2 separate regions of the Homo sapiens genome follow, and region 2 is linked to region 1. Evidence: read pairs that join two places in POLR2A ChIA-PET (ENCODE). Cell type or tissue: GM12878. All regions are shown on one strand.

Region 1 (8,000 bases):
TATGGTGCCCATGGGAGATTTTCTGTGGAGATGTAGGCAAGGAAATACAAATCTGAAGCTTGGGTGATATAGCTTTGAGAGACATCAACTATTTATATATATATAAAAAATATATATAAATATATAAAAAATATATAAAATACATAATATATAATATATATAAATATATATAAATATGTAAATATATATTATATATTTTTAATATATATAATATATAATATATATAATATATAATATATAATATATAAATATATATTAACTATATATAAATATATATAAATATATATAAATATATATATATTTGAATGTCTACTGTGTGTCAAGCACTGTCCTAGTGCCAGAGGAGACAGAACAATGAGTGAATTTTTAGTGAGGGGAAACATAAGCAAAAAATAATTTCAGATGAGTACTGTGATGAAAATGAAACTAAAAGGATGGAGAGTGACAAGACTGTATGTAAGGGTGGTAGCGTAGTTTAGATTGAATGCTTGGGTTTACTTTCTGGGGAGGTAATAGTTACACTGTGACAAAATGAAGAGAATATTGGTATGTGTGTGGATCTCTGGGAAGAGCATTTCAAGGAGAGAGAACAGAAGATGGTAAAGATGGGAAATGAGAGATGGGAGATGAACTGGTCTAGTTTGAAAACAGAAAGGAGCCCAGTGTGACTGGAGACAAGCAGACAAAGGGAAAGAGTTGGAGAAGTTGAACGCAGAGAGGTACAGTGGGTGACAAATCATGAAGGCGCTAAGCGGCCATGGTCAAGAGTGTGGCTAGTTTTCTAAGTACAGTGGGAAGCCTTTGGGTAGTTTTAGCAGGAGAGTAACAAAATCTGTTTTGTGTTTTAAAATGATGGCTCTAGCCACTCTGGGGAGAATATTGTTGAGAACGAGAGTGAAGGTAAGGGAACTGGTCAAGTGACTACTGCAGCAGACAGGCAAGAATTGATGGTGGCTTAGCGTAGGGGGATAGCAGTGAATGGGCAAGGGAGTCAGATGGCTTTTCTTCAGTCACCTCCATTGTGACCGAATTGAAGAACCAGTTTATCATTGGATCTGTTATGAATTCTAGGTATTTTTGTAAGTATATATATAAAGTATTATTTTGAAAACAGACCCTATCAATGAAATTTATTCTAAAATTACATAGTTTTGGGATTCAAATTAGAACATTTGATAAAATATCTCAGTGATTCTATAATATTTCACATTTATGAATGTTTATTAGGTGTGTAAAACATTTTCAAACAATTTTGATTCATTATACTACATATTTTCTTGTAAAATAATGAAGTTTTGACTTGCTTTGTTAATTAGTGGTTGGGTGAATAAAAATTTACTCAAAGCAGGACTACTACATTGTGAGAGTAAATTGGCAACAGTGCTATTTATTTGAGCTCTGTTTAAAAAGGAAAAAAAGGACTCTCCGTATATCTAGCTTTCTCCTGTGTGAGCACTACACTTTAACAAGGATATTTCTGGACATAGTAGGAAGCATGGACTGTGGTGGGGAGAGATTGGGGATTAGTATACCAGTTAAGAGGCTTTTAAAGTAGTCTAGGCAAGAGAATATTAGAAACTCTAAACCAGACAGTGAAATTTTTAGAGTGGAATTGTGGTGAAGATTACTTTGAGACTTTTATGAAGTAGAATGAAAAGATTTGAAGAAGAATTAGATGTCTGGAGGTTAGGGAGAAGAAAAAAATTGGATGATTCTGAGATTATAAGCATCAGAGAATGGGTAGTTGGTGATGTCGTAATATAAATGAGAGGTAGAATCTGTAGTCGCAGTAGGCTTGGTTAGAGTCAGTGAGTAGTTTTCAAAATGGTAAATTAAAGGCACCATCTTTGGGACTCCCTGGGGAAAAACGTAAAGAAGGCAGTTGAAGAAAGGTGAGTGCTGTAACTAATACTTGGAAATTATCATCATATAGAAACTAGATGAAGCCTCAGAAATAAATGAGATCACTCAAGAAAAGAATGAAAACCTGAGAGATAGCATCAGCAGTGATAGTCTGTCCTTAAATAGAATGAAGACAGTATGTGACTGGTTTGTCAGTTGTCATTCCTGATCTTTTCCAAGAAGTTTGAGGAGAGCTGTGGCTGAGATGGCACGGGTGGAGAACTGGAAAGATAACGCATAATACAGACTACTCTTTGAAAAGTGTGGTGGGGAAAAGGAGAGAGATAAGGCTGTGACTTAAAAGAGAAATGAGGTTCCATATAGGGATTTTTAAAAGTTACTATTTAAGGATGGAGAAGATGTTAGCACATTTATAGATGCAGAAATAGCAAATGAAAAAATATTGAAGTTTTAGAGGAATAACCCATGGATCATGGTCCCACAGTGGGTGGGAAGTAGTTGATTCATTGACAGGTAGTAGCCTTGTAGAGGAGGAAGGGCATACTTTCTCCTGAGATACAAGGAATAAAGAATGATGGTAATGTATTTGATTCTGCAAGTGAAAGGGAATTTCAGTAAATCATAGGTGATAAGCTCTTTTTTTCCTTTTTCTTCTGACAAAGTAGTCTTTTGACAATTTAGTGTGGTAAATGTTTGAAATAGAGAATATGAGAGAACTTGAGAAGGGGCAAGTAATAGGATTGTGCAGCAGTATTTGGGAGCTTGTTTCTTTTTGTAGGACCAGGGCAATTTGAGAATATTGCAATACTTGGGGATAAGAATAGGAAGGAAGGCCCTGGAATGGAGAAAAGAGCTGTGGAAAATAAGAGGTGAGGGGAGATGATTACTTCATGATTTGCCTAGGGCTGCCTATATTGAAATGTGTGCAGGCAAGCTATTGCTAGGCCACTGGGGAGATCTTTTCACTGAGTCCAAATGTGAACTACATCATTAATGCTGTTTTATCAAACCAAAGTATATAAAGGAAGTTCTGTTAAAGCAGAAAATTATCATTATAGAAAAGGACTTGTGAAAAGTTCTACAACATTTGAAACAGGTATTTTCATGTAACTTAAATTTATGAAGGACAAGTTATTGTCTTTTTAGTTCATATTTTTAGTTCATTTTATTACCAGTATTTTCAAAACGTACCCAGCTCAGTCTTTAGTTGTTAGAAGTGAAGGGCTAACAAGGATATCCAGTTGTCTATAGTGTTGATGCTTGCTATAGGGAAATTTGCAGTGAGGAAAACATATTAAAATAGTACTGTTGTTCAGTTGTAATTTCATCTATTTAAAGTGTTCTTTCACTACATTGAACAAATTATCAGATTGCCTAAGTTTCTTATAACCAGAAGTCTTTCATATAAGAAATGTGAGGTTAAAACTTAAAATAACCTGTTCATTATAGATTGGATAATCTGCTGTTTCACTGAGTTAGGACCTCTTTGGAATTCGCAAATTTCTGAAACTGTGCTAAATAAATAAGGCTATTATGAGCAAGGTTTTATGTGTACACACACAATCAAAGTTTTCTAATATTTGGACTATGTTTTAATATTCCATGCAAGGATTCTGTGTATGGTGTGTCTGTGTTTCTCTGTCTTGTTAATGTGAGCATTCATGCCCAGAAGGGATGACTGGGAGACATTATGCCTTTGAAGAAGATAATTTGTTTCCAACTTATTTTTACTGTCAAAAATGTTTTTTGTGCTTATTTTTAATGCAGTGCTTTGTATATACTTTTGTGAAATATTTCGCCCAGTACTTTAAAGGATGATACATAATCAAAAGTAAAAAACACACCGAGTGTTGAATGAGGCAGGAATAAAATACAGTCGTGCATCACTTAACAAAGGGGATACATTCTGAGAAATGCATCATTGGGCGATTTCATGATCGTGCAAACATAGAGAGTACTAACACAAACATAGATTGTACTAACACACACATAGATGGTATAGTCTGTTATACATGTGGGCTATTTGGCCTATTGTTCCTAGGCTACAAACCTGTATAACATTTTACACTTGTGGCTTACCATGAATGGAGCTTGCAGAACTGGCAGTTGCTCTGGGTGAGTGAGTGGTGAGTGAATGTGAAGGCCTAGGACATTATTGTACACTACTGTAGACTATAAGAAATTTATTTTTTAAATTTTTTCTTCAGTATTAAATTAACCTTATCTTACTATAACTTTTTTACTTTCTAAACTCCAGCTCTTTTGTAATAACACTTAGCTTAAAATACAAATGCATTGTACAGCTGTACAAAAATATTTTCTTTTTTAATATCTTCTATAAGCTTTTTTTTTTTTTTTTTTTTATGGAGTCTTGCCCTGTCACCCAGGCTGGAGTGGAGTGGTGTGATCTGGGCTCACTACAACTTCTGCCTCCTGGGTTCCAGTGATTTTCCCGTCCCAGCCTCCCAAGTAGCTGGGATTACAGGTGTGCACCACCGCACCTGGCTGTTTTTTGTATTTTTAGTAGAGTCGAGGTTTCATCATGTTGGCCAGGCTGGTCTTGAACTCCTGACCTCAAGTGGTCCACCTGCCTCAGCCTCCCAAAGTGCCGGGATTACAGGTGTGAGCCACTGCACCCAGCCCTATAAGCTTTTTTCTATTAATTTTTTTTAACCTTTTAATCTTTTTTATTAAAAACTAAGATGCAAACACATTAGCCTTGGCCTACACAGGGTCAGGATCATCAATATCAGTGTCTTCTACCTTCACATCATGTCCCACTGGAAAGTCTTCAGGGGGCAGTAACACCCATGGAGCTATCATTTCCTATGATAACAGTGCCTTCTTCTGGAATCTCCTGAAGAACCTGCCTGAGGATCTTCTTGCGGGGGTGTCACTCTTTTCAGAAATCTGTTCATGGTGGTTTCCTTGGGTTTGTTTCTGTTTTTCATCATAGATTTGCTTGTAAGCAGATCTATGAACATTCCTCTCTAGTAATGAAAACCTTTCATTGTTGGGGTTCATGTTTTCAAACTTGTTAAGCAGCTTGTTGAAGTCTGCAAAAACTTCTGCTAAACCCTTCACTGTACATTTTCTTGAGAGAATTATTCAGCTGCATTATAATCTTTTGGAACCACTGTTGTATATGTAGTCTTTGGTCGACTGAAATAATGTTATGTGGTACATGACTGTATCCAAATTGATGAGGTAATTCTAGTAGCTTATAAAATATCTTACATAACAAGATCCATGTCATTTCCCCCTGAATCAAGGACAAAGAAGAAAAAAGGTTTGTTATTTTAAGTATAACATATAATATTCAAATGTGAATTATGTTTGATTGTAGGTCAATAATTTTTGAGCCCCAGTTTCTTATGAGAATGGAATTGGTAGTGTGCCAGTTAAGGAAAATTTATGGTGACACTAGATAAACATGGCAGTAAGTAGAAGCAGTTCATTTTGTATAAGTTAAATCGTTACATTTATAAATATAAAGAATAGCCATTTAACTATTTTTTATAGGTTTTTAAATTATAGTTTTTACATCTTACGTTTTAGTTGAATGTTTTACTGAAATATATTTCATGTCATAGTATAGATAAAAAAGAATTTAAGAAACCATGTCATCTAAGGATGACTTTGTCTTCTCCAGGTTTCTGTCCTCAAGCGAAAAAATCTTGCCTGTTTTTAACTCTAGAAAAGTGGTTATAATTATTTGATTTTTCAGCATGCAAACTAGTAACTATTTACACATGATAGATATACTTTTTTTTTAGGTTTTTATTTTTTATTAAAACTATTAATGCACATATGGATGAAAGACTAGAGGTGCTCCCCAACTCTATTTCTGTTTCTTCCTCCCAGGAGGCTACTACATCGAACATTTTTAGCTGACTGTTTTGGTATCATGTCAGTAAATGGTGTGCTTATGTTGCTAATTCTTATTTTTTTGGTTTTAACCATTATGGAGGATGAGGATTTAGCTCTTTACATTTTCCTTCACCACGTATGCATATCATATACTCTTCCAATCCCTCAGTTCTTTCACCCTAATTATATTAGTAATTTTGATTAGATTAGTATTTGTTAGCAGATCCACTAGTAAATTGTAGTTGCTATTCTCTATTCCTGTATTTTCATTTTCTCAGACTTCATTTATTTGCTTCATTTTTTTGTATATGCCACTTGGCTATAATTCAACCCCGAAATCTGTGCTTGTTTTCAAAATCAACTTTCAGTGCATTCATTCTGATTTGTCAACTTCATTTTCTTGAAGATGTCACTCCTGGAGCCTTCTAAGCTGAATACGGACTCATTTTCTGAAGCTGGTGTACACGTGTCACCGATCTTCTTAGAAATTATCTTTGCCTTTTTCCTGAGTTGGGCCTTCTAGATCCTGTATTCTCTGTCTCCCTCTTTATGTTTTGCTTGTTTCATGCTTTGAGAGCAGCATGTCTTTTTTTTTGTTTTTGTTTTTAATCTTTCTGAGGAAAAGTGTTTGTGGTAGGTTAATTTTGTGAAACCTTATGAGCAAGTCTGAAAATTATTTTTAACTATCCTCACACTTGATTGATGGTTTGGCAGGGTAAAGAATTCCTGGGGGAAATGTTTTTAAAGGCATCATTGCATCATCTTCTACCTTTAGATGTCATCATTGAGCCATTCAGAATCATTCCTGATTCTTGACACGTGATTTTTTTCTTTTTTCTCAGTATTCTGATATTTCACAACAAAATATCTTAATATGAGTCCATTTTCATCTGTTTTGCTGGGTGCTCAGTGTACTCCAGCAACTTACATCTTTCATTTCTGGAAAATGTTAAATATTTCATTATTGTTTTTCTCCCCTCCATTTTGTCTCTCCTTTCTTTCCAAAACCCATCTGGTTTAGATGCCCTCTAATCAGGTTCTCTAATTTTCTTCTGTTTTTCTACTCCTGTGCTTTTCTACTTTTTGTGGTATTTCCTCACATTTACCTTCCATGATTTCCATTGAATTTTTTCTTTCTGCTTTTGTATTTTTATTTTCTAAGAGCTCTTTTGTTTCCTCTGTAACTATCTTATTCTAGTTTCATGAGTATGATATTCTTCTTTTTCTTTGATAATTTTTATAACTGTTTCTTTTTTCAACCTGAGTAGTTTTTACCTATTTGTTTATTTTAATCTCTTTCATTTACTAGGCTTTTCTCAGCTATCCAGTATCCCAAGATTCTTAGCTCATTAAGAGTGGGGGACTAAAAACCTGATGCTCTGATTTCATGTTGAATGTCACTGTAGCTAGTTTGTAGCTGGGTTATTTGGGGGTAATACCTGATCTTCATGTCTGTGTCTTTCTTGTTGACTGGTCATATTCTGTAGACTATGAAGAAGACTTCACATCTGCCTGGAAAGTAAAGACCAAGCTGAAGGCTTCAGATAGTCAGGAGGGAGAATCAGGTGGAGGGGTTTGTATCAGCATTTAATAATCCTGTCTTCTATATTATTTCATTGTCTTTGGTCGAGAGGTACCTCTTATCTTACTCTCTCCAGAAAATAAGCCCCTAGTTTTCAGTTCTGTGTAGTGGAGGAAGGTGGGTGATATGGTTTGGCTTTCTGTCCCCACCCAAATCTCATCTTGAATTGTAATCCCATAATTCCCACATGTCATGGGAGGGACCTGGTGGGAGGTAATTGAATCATGAGGGTGGTTTCCTGTTCTCTTGATAGTAAATGAGTTCTCACAAGATCTGATGGTTATATAAGCATCTGGTATTTTCCCTGCTGCCACTCATTCTCTTTCCTGCTGCCCTGTGAAGAGGTGCCTTCCACCATGATTGTAAGTTTCCTGAGGCTGGGGAGCCATGTGGAACTGTGAGTCAATTAAACCTCTTTTCTTCATAAATTACCCAGTCTTGGGTCATACCAGCATGGGAACAGACTAATACAGTAAGAAGGCATCCCTCTGTAAACCAGGAAGTGAGCCAGCACCTTGATCTTGGACTTCCCAGCCTTCAGACCTGTGAGAAATAAATTTCTGTCATTTAAGCTACCCAGGCTATATTTTTGTCATAGCAGCCTGAATTAACTGAGACAGTGAGCTTAGGACTAGCTGAGAAAACCAGCAGCTTTGCTGCCCAAAAGTTGTGGAGTGACTTGATT
Region 2 (8,000 bases), 180 kb after region 1:
TCACCTGTGGGGTCTATGCTAACTCTGGGAGTTGATTTCAGAATGGGATTGAATTGTTGAACGCCCAGCTGGTGTCAGAGAATTGCAGAATCAGAGAACTGGTTGGTGCCAGAAATCACCCCAGAAAGAACCTAAGAGTAATATAAGCAGAGAGATGAGAATTCTATGAAAGAACCAAAAAATGCTAGAGATCAAAAATACTGTAACAGAAATAAAGAATGCCTTTGATGGGCTCATTCGTAGACTGGACACCACTGAGAAAAGAAGAAATCCTCTGAGCTTGAGTATACATCAATAGAAACTTCAAAACCAAAAAGCAAAAAGAAAAAAGGCTGAAAAAAAAAAAAGAACTGAATATTCCCAAACTGGGACAACTGCAAAAGGTGTAACATTAGCGTAATGGAAATATAAGAAGAGAGAGAGAGAGAACCAGAAGCAATATTTAGAGCAACAATGACAGAATTTCCCCAAATTAACATCAGACAGCAAACCACAGACCCAGGAATATCAGAGAACACCAAGCAGGATAAATGACAAAAAAACTAAAGCTAGGCGTATCGTATTGAAACTTCAGAAAGCCAAAGATAAAGAAAACATCTTGAAAAAAACAAATATAAGGCATGTCAGGTAACTGTAAATGCTAAAAGGAACAAAATAAAGGAAAGGCCAAAGAGTTACATGGGGCAACTTTTGGAATTTTTGATATAGTGGTCAAGGAAAGCCTCCCCGGAAAGGAGACCTTTCAGTCAGATTATTATGAGCTCTTCAATTTGTGGTGGACACATTAATGTTTTTGTTTATTTAGAGTCAGCAGAAACAGCATTTATATTACATTGTATTACATTGTTTTATTCTATCATATTGTGTTATGTTAGTTAAGTGAATGAGTGAAGATAAAGAGAGAAAATTCACTCAACACATTCATTGAGCCCCTAATATGTGCTTGGCACCGTCTGAAATAGGTCCTTTGGTGCAGTAGAAGGAATGTAACCAGGCTTGCATCCTGGTTCTGCCACTTACTGGCTGTGTGACCTTGAGCAAGTTGCCTGAGTTTTTGGGCCTCTATTCTACTTCTACAGATTGTACCGCTAGTTGGTATTTATAGGTTACAGAAGGGTACCCCAGAGAGCTTGGAAAAGAGTGTCAAGACTGTCCTGGGAGGGCTTACTTGGATGCTCCACACTCACTTGATGTGAAAAGGTCCCAGATGCCTGCAAAACTGCTCCCGTACCTGCCTGGCTGCAGGAACCTTTCTAAAGAAAGGAAAGGCCAAGAGGAAGGGAGGCAAGGGACACCTAAGAAGAATCTCTAAGTCTTGTCCTAGTCAATCCTGTTCCAGCTCCACTGGAGAGCCTGAGAGCATCCCTGACGTGAATGGAGGTCGTGGCCTGGCTATTATCATCCCATTTGAAAAACTTCACCTGATGCAGTCCCCTTGTCTTCAGTTCATGCGCAACAGCCCCTTGTTCATGAGGGCTGCCGGCAGAAATAGAATGAGCTGGTGACACGAGCTTTGGGTATCCCACGCCTGGGATGGGAATTCTCCCATTGCTCCTAAATACAGAATCCCAAGTCCTTGCATCCTCTGGCCCCTGCCCACCTCTCCCTTCACTCTGTGAGGAAGGTGCCTTGCTGGCCCATCCTCAGTTCCTCAGAAGTGCTGAGTGCCTTCCATAGGGGCTGAATCCACAGGGGCCATTTCTGTTCCCAACTCTTCATGTGGCTGCATCTTGCTTAGCTTCACATCTCAGCTTAATCTTCTCTTTCTCTACCCAGCATTCTTTGACCCACAGGTTTAAGGTCTCATTTATTTATTCTCATAGCTTTCCTCATAGTAATTTTCTTAATTGTAATTAATGAACTGATTGTGTGTTTGTTTACTGTCTGTTTTATGTAGGTTCCATAAAGGGTAGAGTCATGCCTGTCTTTGCTCACTGCTGTGTCCTCAGTGTCTCACACAATGTCTAGCACAGAGTCGGCACTCCACAGATATCTGTTGAATGCATAAATAAAGAATGAACAGTCAACTGTGGCTGTGGGTTAGAGTTAACTTTCGGTTCAGTCATTGGCATAGTACCTGGCATGCATTTGGTGCCTAATAAATGATAGCTGTTGATTTCATGGGCATATTTCTTGTCAGATTCTAGTAGTTTCCATGACTAACTTGGTTTTATATCTTTGCAAAGACAGCTGGGATTATAGGGATGGATTTCCATGTAGTTCAGTAATATTTCAGAAATCTAGTTGTAGAACTTAGAAAGGTATTTCTTTCTGACTGGTTGCCCGGTTGCCTCTTCCTCTGTGCGCTAATATATCTTTTATTTATAAAAGAGGCTGTTCAATGAGACTTGATCTTAATAGATAAAGAATCTAATTGCTATGGACTTGGCAATTACAGCCAATGAGACACCCAATAGCATTCAAGGACCTATGGGGTTGGGGTGAGGTAGATGTAGTAGTTGCTGATTATAGACAATGGGAATTGCATTGTTACAGAATACCATGCTCTTAACCCAAGGTGGGCTATGCAAGCCAAAACTCAAAAACAGGTAAACTTGTTCTTCTCACCTCCATCCCTGAAAAGTCTGTCTTGTTCTCCTGGAAACTCGTCAGTGACAATAAAAAAAATGTTTTTCCATCTTCTTTTCTTTATAAACTCAATTCCATTAGGCACTTTAAGCCCTTGTATGTAATCCAATTCAGTGTTTGCTCTTACATGGCTGTTTAAATCATTTGGGCCTTAATTCTGTTCTATGATTTAGACATCTCAAGTTATATATATCATCATTTGAAACACATTGAGAAACATTACTTCATAGCTTAGGATAAAGCACTATTATTATTTTTACATTTTAGTGCAAATCATAAATCCAAATATTTGTAGCCTTCCTTTTAGTATGGTTTATGACTAATTCATTTTAATTATATTCCTATTTGATGGCAATTCATATTCTTCCATCTACCAATTTGATATCAGTTCTTATTTTTGTATGTTTTATGGAGACTCTCAGCTTCAGATATATTATGCAGATCTAACGAATTTTTAAGGCTAATTAAGAGTCACAGTCATGTTGTAACTTGTCAGTATAGCTCCCTCTCTCCCCCACCTTTCTAAGAGCCTGTGTCTTCTAAAATAGTGATGGCATGGCCTCTTAGGTTTTGTCAAGTAAGGGAGCTTAAATATATCTATGAACACATCCCCTGAAAGAATTCTCTCTAGAATCTGGTGCTTTCCTTCTGCCTTAGTGTTAACTCCATTTGTCTGCTATGGAAAGTTCTTGACCCCTCCTTCCTGAGGTTACCAGAAAGCTCAAATGCTGCAACCACATCTTTCCTAGTTCCCAGCATAACCACATCCTTGCTTTTTCACAATTTCCAATTTCTTTTAAATTTTCCTGTGTTTACATAGAGGTGTGTCTCTTAGATGCACAAATGTCTTTTGAAGGTATGTGAAATCTAGAATATAAAAACATTTACCCTGCTTCCTTTAGGAGGAGAAAATGTTGTCTTTCTGAGAGACTCCTGTATCAGTACAGTCTGAGCGATGAGGGACTCCCAGGCCCTGCTCATCCTCCAACTCCTTTCTAACTCCATCATGGCTGCTCCAAAGAAGTCATCTCTTTCCACGTCATTTCCTGTTGGCATCACTCATTTGCTCCTTAACATGAACAGTATCATATTCACTTTATTGGTCTGTCTTCCCTCTCCCTCCCTCCCTCCCTTCTTCCCTCCCTCCCTCCCTTCCTCCCTCCCTCCCTCCCTTCCTCCCTCCCTTCCTTCTTCCCTCCCTCCCTCCCTTCCTCCCTCCCTTCCTTCCTTCCTGTCCATCTTTCACCTTAAGCCCTCGAAGAAGGCCCAGGACCTCCCAAAATACTTCATGCTTTTCCCACAACTTCAATTTTGTGCCACGTCTGGCTTTAAGATCCTGGGTCTGCAAACTTACTCATGCTTACCAACTCCTTCCTTTTTTAAAAAAAATTTTTTTAAATTAATTATATATTTATTTATTTAAGATGGAGTCTCGCTCTGTCACCCAGGCTTGAGTGTGGTGGTACGATCTCTGCTCACTGCAACCTCTGCCTCCCAGGTTCAAGCAATTCTCCTGCCTCAGCTTCCTGAGTAGCTGGGATTACAGGCGCATGCCACCACACCTGGCTAATTTTTGTATTTTTAGTAGAGACGGGGTTTCACCATGTTGGTCAGGCTGGTCTTGAACTCCTGACCTCATGATTCGCCCAACTCGGCCTCCCAAAGGGCTGGGATTACAGGTGTGAGCCACTGCACCCGGCCATAACACTTTCCTTTCTTTAGAGCTGATGCAGATGTGAAACCCAGCCCCTGTCTTTCATTTACACAAATACTACCCACACAAGGCATGTGTGTATGGGGGATGTTTCTGAATGCTGGGGGAAATGGAGTTTGCAAGGAAGCAAAACAAGCAACTAAATAATGCATAATAGGTGGCCCTGGGATTTTGCCATCTCTGTGGTTTCTTTGTCTTCTGGTGATCCATACCTTTGGGGTGTCATATTTCACCCGCAGTGTTTCATCAAATTAAATTTCCCAACAAAAACAGTTCCTTTCCCAAGAGGAATTCCAATACCAAGTCTGTTGGTACATTTTTCTCATGCTGTTACAAAATATTATATGGACACATTAACTTCTGAACTCTATCGTAAGTCTAGGAAAGCAAAGACCTTCTTTCAGATTTCTTAGTAACTCAGGAAACAGGAAGGTGATGGATGTTGATCATTTGCTATGTCCAGTACACTGCTAGTTAATTTTTTGATATATGTTATTTTACTAATTTCTGTACTATAAAATCAGTGTGATGATATCCGTTTAATTAGGAAGCTAAAGCTCAGATATGTTAACTAATTTGCCTAAAAATCATATCGCTTGGAATGCAAAATCAACACAAACGTGTGAAGTGACAGGATTTGATGATCCTTCAAGCTTGCAAGGAGCTGCTGGGGACGCCTTGAGGTTGCTGTCCTCCTTCCCTACCTGCCTGCCCCAAGCAGCCTCTCAGAATCTCTGCTAAGGGCCAGCGCGGTGGCTCACGCCTGTAATCCCAGCACTATAGGAGGTGGGAGGCTGAAGCTGGGCGGATTGCTCGAGGTCAGGAGTTTGAGACCAGCCTGGCCAACATGGTGAAACCCCGTCTATACTCAAAATACAAAAATTAGCTGGGCGTGGTGGCGGGCACTTGTAATCCCAGCTAGTTGGGAGGCTGAGGTGGGAGAATCACTTGAACCCAGGAGGTGGAAGTTGCAGTGAGCCAAGATCATGCCACTGCACTCCAGCCTGGGTGACAGAGTGAGATTCCATCTCAAAAAAAAAAAAAAAAAAAAAAAGGCCAGGCACAGTGGCTCACGCCTGTAATCCCAACACTTTCGGAGGCTGAGGTGGGCTGATTGCCTGAGGTCAGGAGTTTGAGACTAGCCTGACCAACATGGTGAAACCTCGTCTCCACTAAAAATACAAAAATTAGCCGGGCGTGGTAGCGGGAGCCTGTAATCCCAGCTACTCGGAAGGCTGAGGCAGGAGAATGGCTTGAACCTGAGAGGCAGAGGTTGCAGTGACCTGAGACCGGGCCATTGCACTCTAGCCTAGGCAACAAGAGTGAAACTCCATCTCAAAAAAAAAAAAAAAAAAAAAGAATCACTGCTAAGAAGGAGTTGTGATATGGAAGAGCTCCTGGGGTCCAGGCCACAGTGGACGTGGTGGCGGTACTTCTAAGAAAAGAGAAGTCTTCAAAATGAGAAGATGCAGGGACCTGAGTCAGATTGTGTCTGTCACCAGGAGCCAGTTCTGGGTTTAATTGTCACTTGTTTTAACTTTTTATTTTGGAAAAACATCAAACCTATACCAAAAAGATAGATCAGTGTAATAAACTCCCGTGTCCACCATCCTCCTCGATAATTATCAACATATAAGCAATCTTGTTTCATCTGTACCCAGCTCCCCACTCCCAACTATTTTATTTTGAAGCAAATCCTAGGTTTCATCTTATAACCAGGTTTTTGATATGTGATCAAGAGTTTGTTTTTATGTCATTTAAAAATTCGATTAAAATTAAATCCTTAATGGATCGCCTTAATTAAAACTTCCTGCAGCAGGTATAAGTTCTATTAAGCAAATGAGCCTGGTAATATGAAAATCAAAAGGGCACTCTGTCAGCCTCATTCTCTTTTTCTTAGGTCACTATTCCCACTTCCTGCTCTAAAGGTGATTTACTTTCTGAAGAAATTGGATGCAAATTATGTTCTTTCATTTCTTAAAAGACTGGAAATTCATTTATATGTGTGTATACCTATAGTCATAGAGATGGTGCCAAAAAGTAAAAAATCGTGCACCAAACTATTAACAGTGTTTTCTTGGGGTGGTGTGAACTCAGGAAATTTTCAGTTTATTCTTCCTTTTAGCTTATAATTATTAAAAATGTTTCTAGTTCTATAAATAATATAATTGTTATATTCACTGTATTATATTTTAATAATTGTTTATATTTTCTCTATTTCTAAAAGTAACGAATTACTTTTATGATTAAGAAAATGAACAAAAATGCCATTAAAAATATATGAATTCGAAAGAAGCTTGTATAGAAAATAACACCTTGGCTTCCTTACACGGGTTGAACTCTTCAGTAAAAATCTAAAATGGGAGAAGTATTTTAATCAAGCAACATAATTTGGACACCCTGAAATTGTCCACATAGGCGATCCTCTAGTTTGCCTATGGATCAATCATAATCTGGCCCCGTATATTATCCGAACCAGAGACCACACCCATGGGCTGACCAAGGCTTTTAGGGATGCTTTGGAATGCAAGAAGAGGTGTAGGAAATGAAGTTTTGGAATCGAACCACTGGAAGTTTGCGGTTTTATAGATGGCTCTTAGGGGAAGAAAGGATATTTGAAAGTAGAGCTCCTCTAGAAAAATGCAGACATACAGAAAGTCACTGGCACATTTTGGAGCCAACCTTGCAGGTGATGTCACTGAACAGGAAGCCCACACCTAAGACTGAGCCTGAATTCCTCTGCCTCCAAGAAGCACCCCTCACCTAACCCCAGATCATTAGCTTAGCTCAAGTGTTCTTCCAGGCTCTGATGTGAGTGGTGTCTCATGGTGTGACAAAAGGAGATTAAATCCTAATGTCCTGTAGTTGCAATTTATTTTGCTTTTTGAAAAAGTTTATGAAAGCCAGGCACAGTGGCACGCACCTGTAGTCCTAGTCCCAGCTACTCAGGAGTTAGAGGCAGGAGGATCGCTTGAGCCCAGGAGTTTGAGGCCAGCCTGGGCAACATAGAGAGATCCCATCTCCAAAACAAAAGCAAAAACAAAGTTTATGAAACCATAATTCTTTTTCCAATTTTTCTGCTAAGAACATGTATTATGTGATTTAAAAAAGAAAAACAAATATATTGTGCCCTTGAATCCACTCCAGCTTCCCATCTGTTTCCCATAAAGGCTCCCTCTAAAAGGCCGGGAATGAAAAAAAAAAGATGGAGGGACAAAGAAAGAGAGAAAATGGTGGGGGAGGGAGAGAGAGAGAGAGAAAGACTGTGTATGTGCATGTGTGTCTGTAGTGGCGTTAGAATGGATTATCAATAGGTTTCAAAATGTCCCTTCTTACTCAGAAAGGGAAGGAGAGATCCAAGCAGAAGGACCAGGTTAGAGCTAGCAATCAGGTCTCAGCCTTCCCAGGGGCCTTTGTAACAAAAGGCTGGAACCCAGACATGGATAGACCAGACACTGGGGCCTAGAAGCCTGGCCAGGGAGCTTCAGACCTCAGCATCAGACCTGAGGCTGAGCAACAACAAAAAAGTAGTCATCAAAGATCTTTAGACCAAATGTATTTGTATTAAGAGACAGGCTAGTGTGAAGTAAACAAAGAAATCACAAATGGAAGACTTTTTATTTTGTTTTGTTGCACCCTTGTCCCAGTTTGTCCAAGGCTGAGGAGGTCCCTGGTTCACAGGACTTCCCAATACTAG

The links. Peaks named below come from ENCODE experiments on the same cell type or tissue, not always from the same donor. Only the 100,000 strongest peaks of a DNase experiment are listed, where the experiment ranks them.
Region 2: POLR2A ChIA-PET joins it to region 1 with 6 read pairs; 1 of 35 experiments calls an interaction of 5 or more read pairs at or near these places.

What each region holds. Positions count from the first base shown.
Region 1 is chr7:24,595,300-24,603,299 of GRCh38, forward strand. All of the region lies in intron 1 of PALS2 (protein associated with LIN7 2, MAGUK p55 family member), which reads left to right. Among named protein-coding and RNA genes, the nearest start is that of PALS2, 26 kb to the left of the region's middle. RefSeq lists enhancers at 359-668, 729-788. In GM12878, no CTCF peak of the experiment used is centred here; a DNase peak (open chromatin) is centred at 728; H3K4me3 peaks cover 1,499 bases; H3K27ac peaks cover 1,427 bases.
Region 2 is chr7:24,770,541-24,778,540 of GRCh38, forward strand. It overlaps LOC124901820 (translation initiation factor IF-2-like), which reads right to left and starts at 3,645. Exons shown (of 3, transcript XM_047421177.1): 1 at 3,478-3,645. The coding sequence starts at 3,645. It also overlaps a transcript of GSDME not described here. In GM12878, no CTCF peak of the experiment used is centred here; no DNase peak of the experiment used is centred here; H3K27ac peaks cover 905 bases.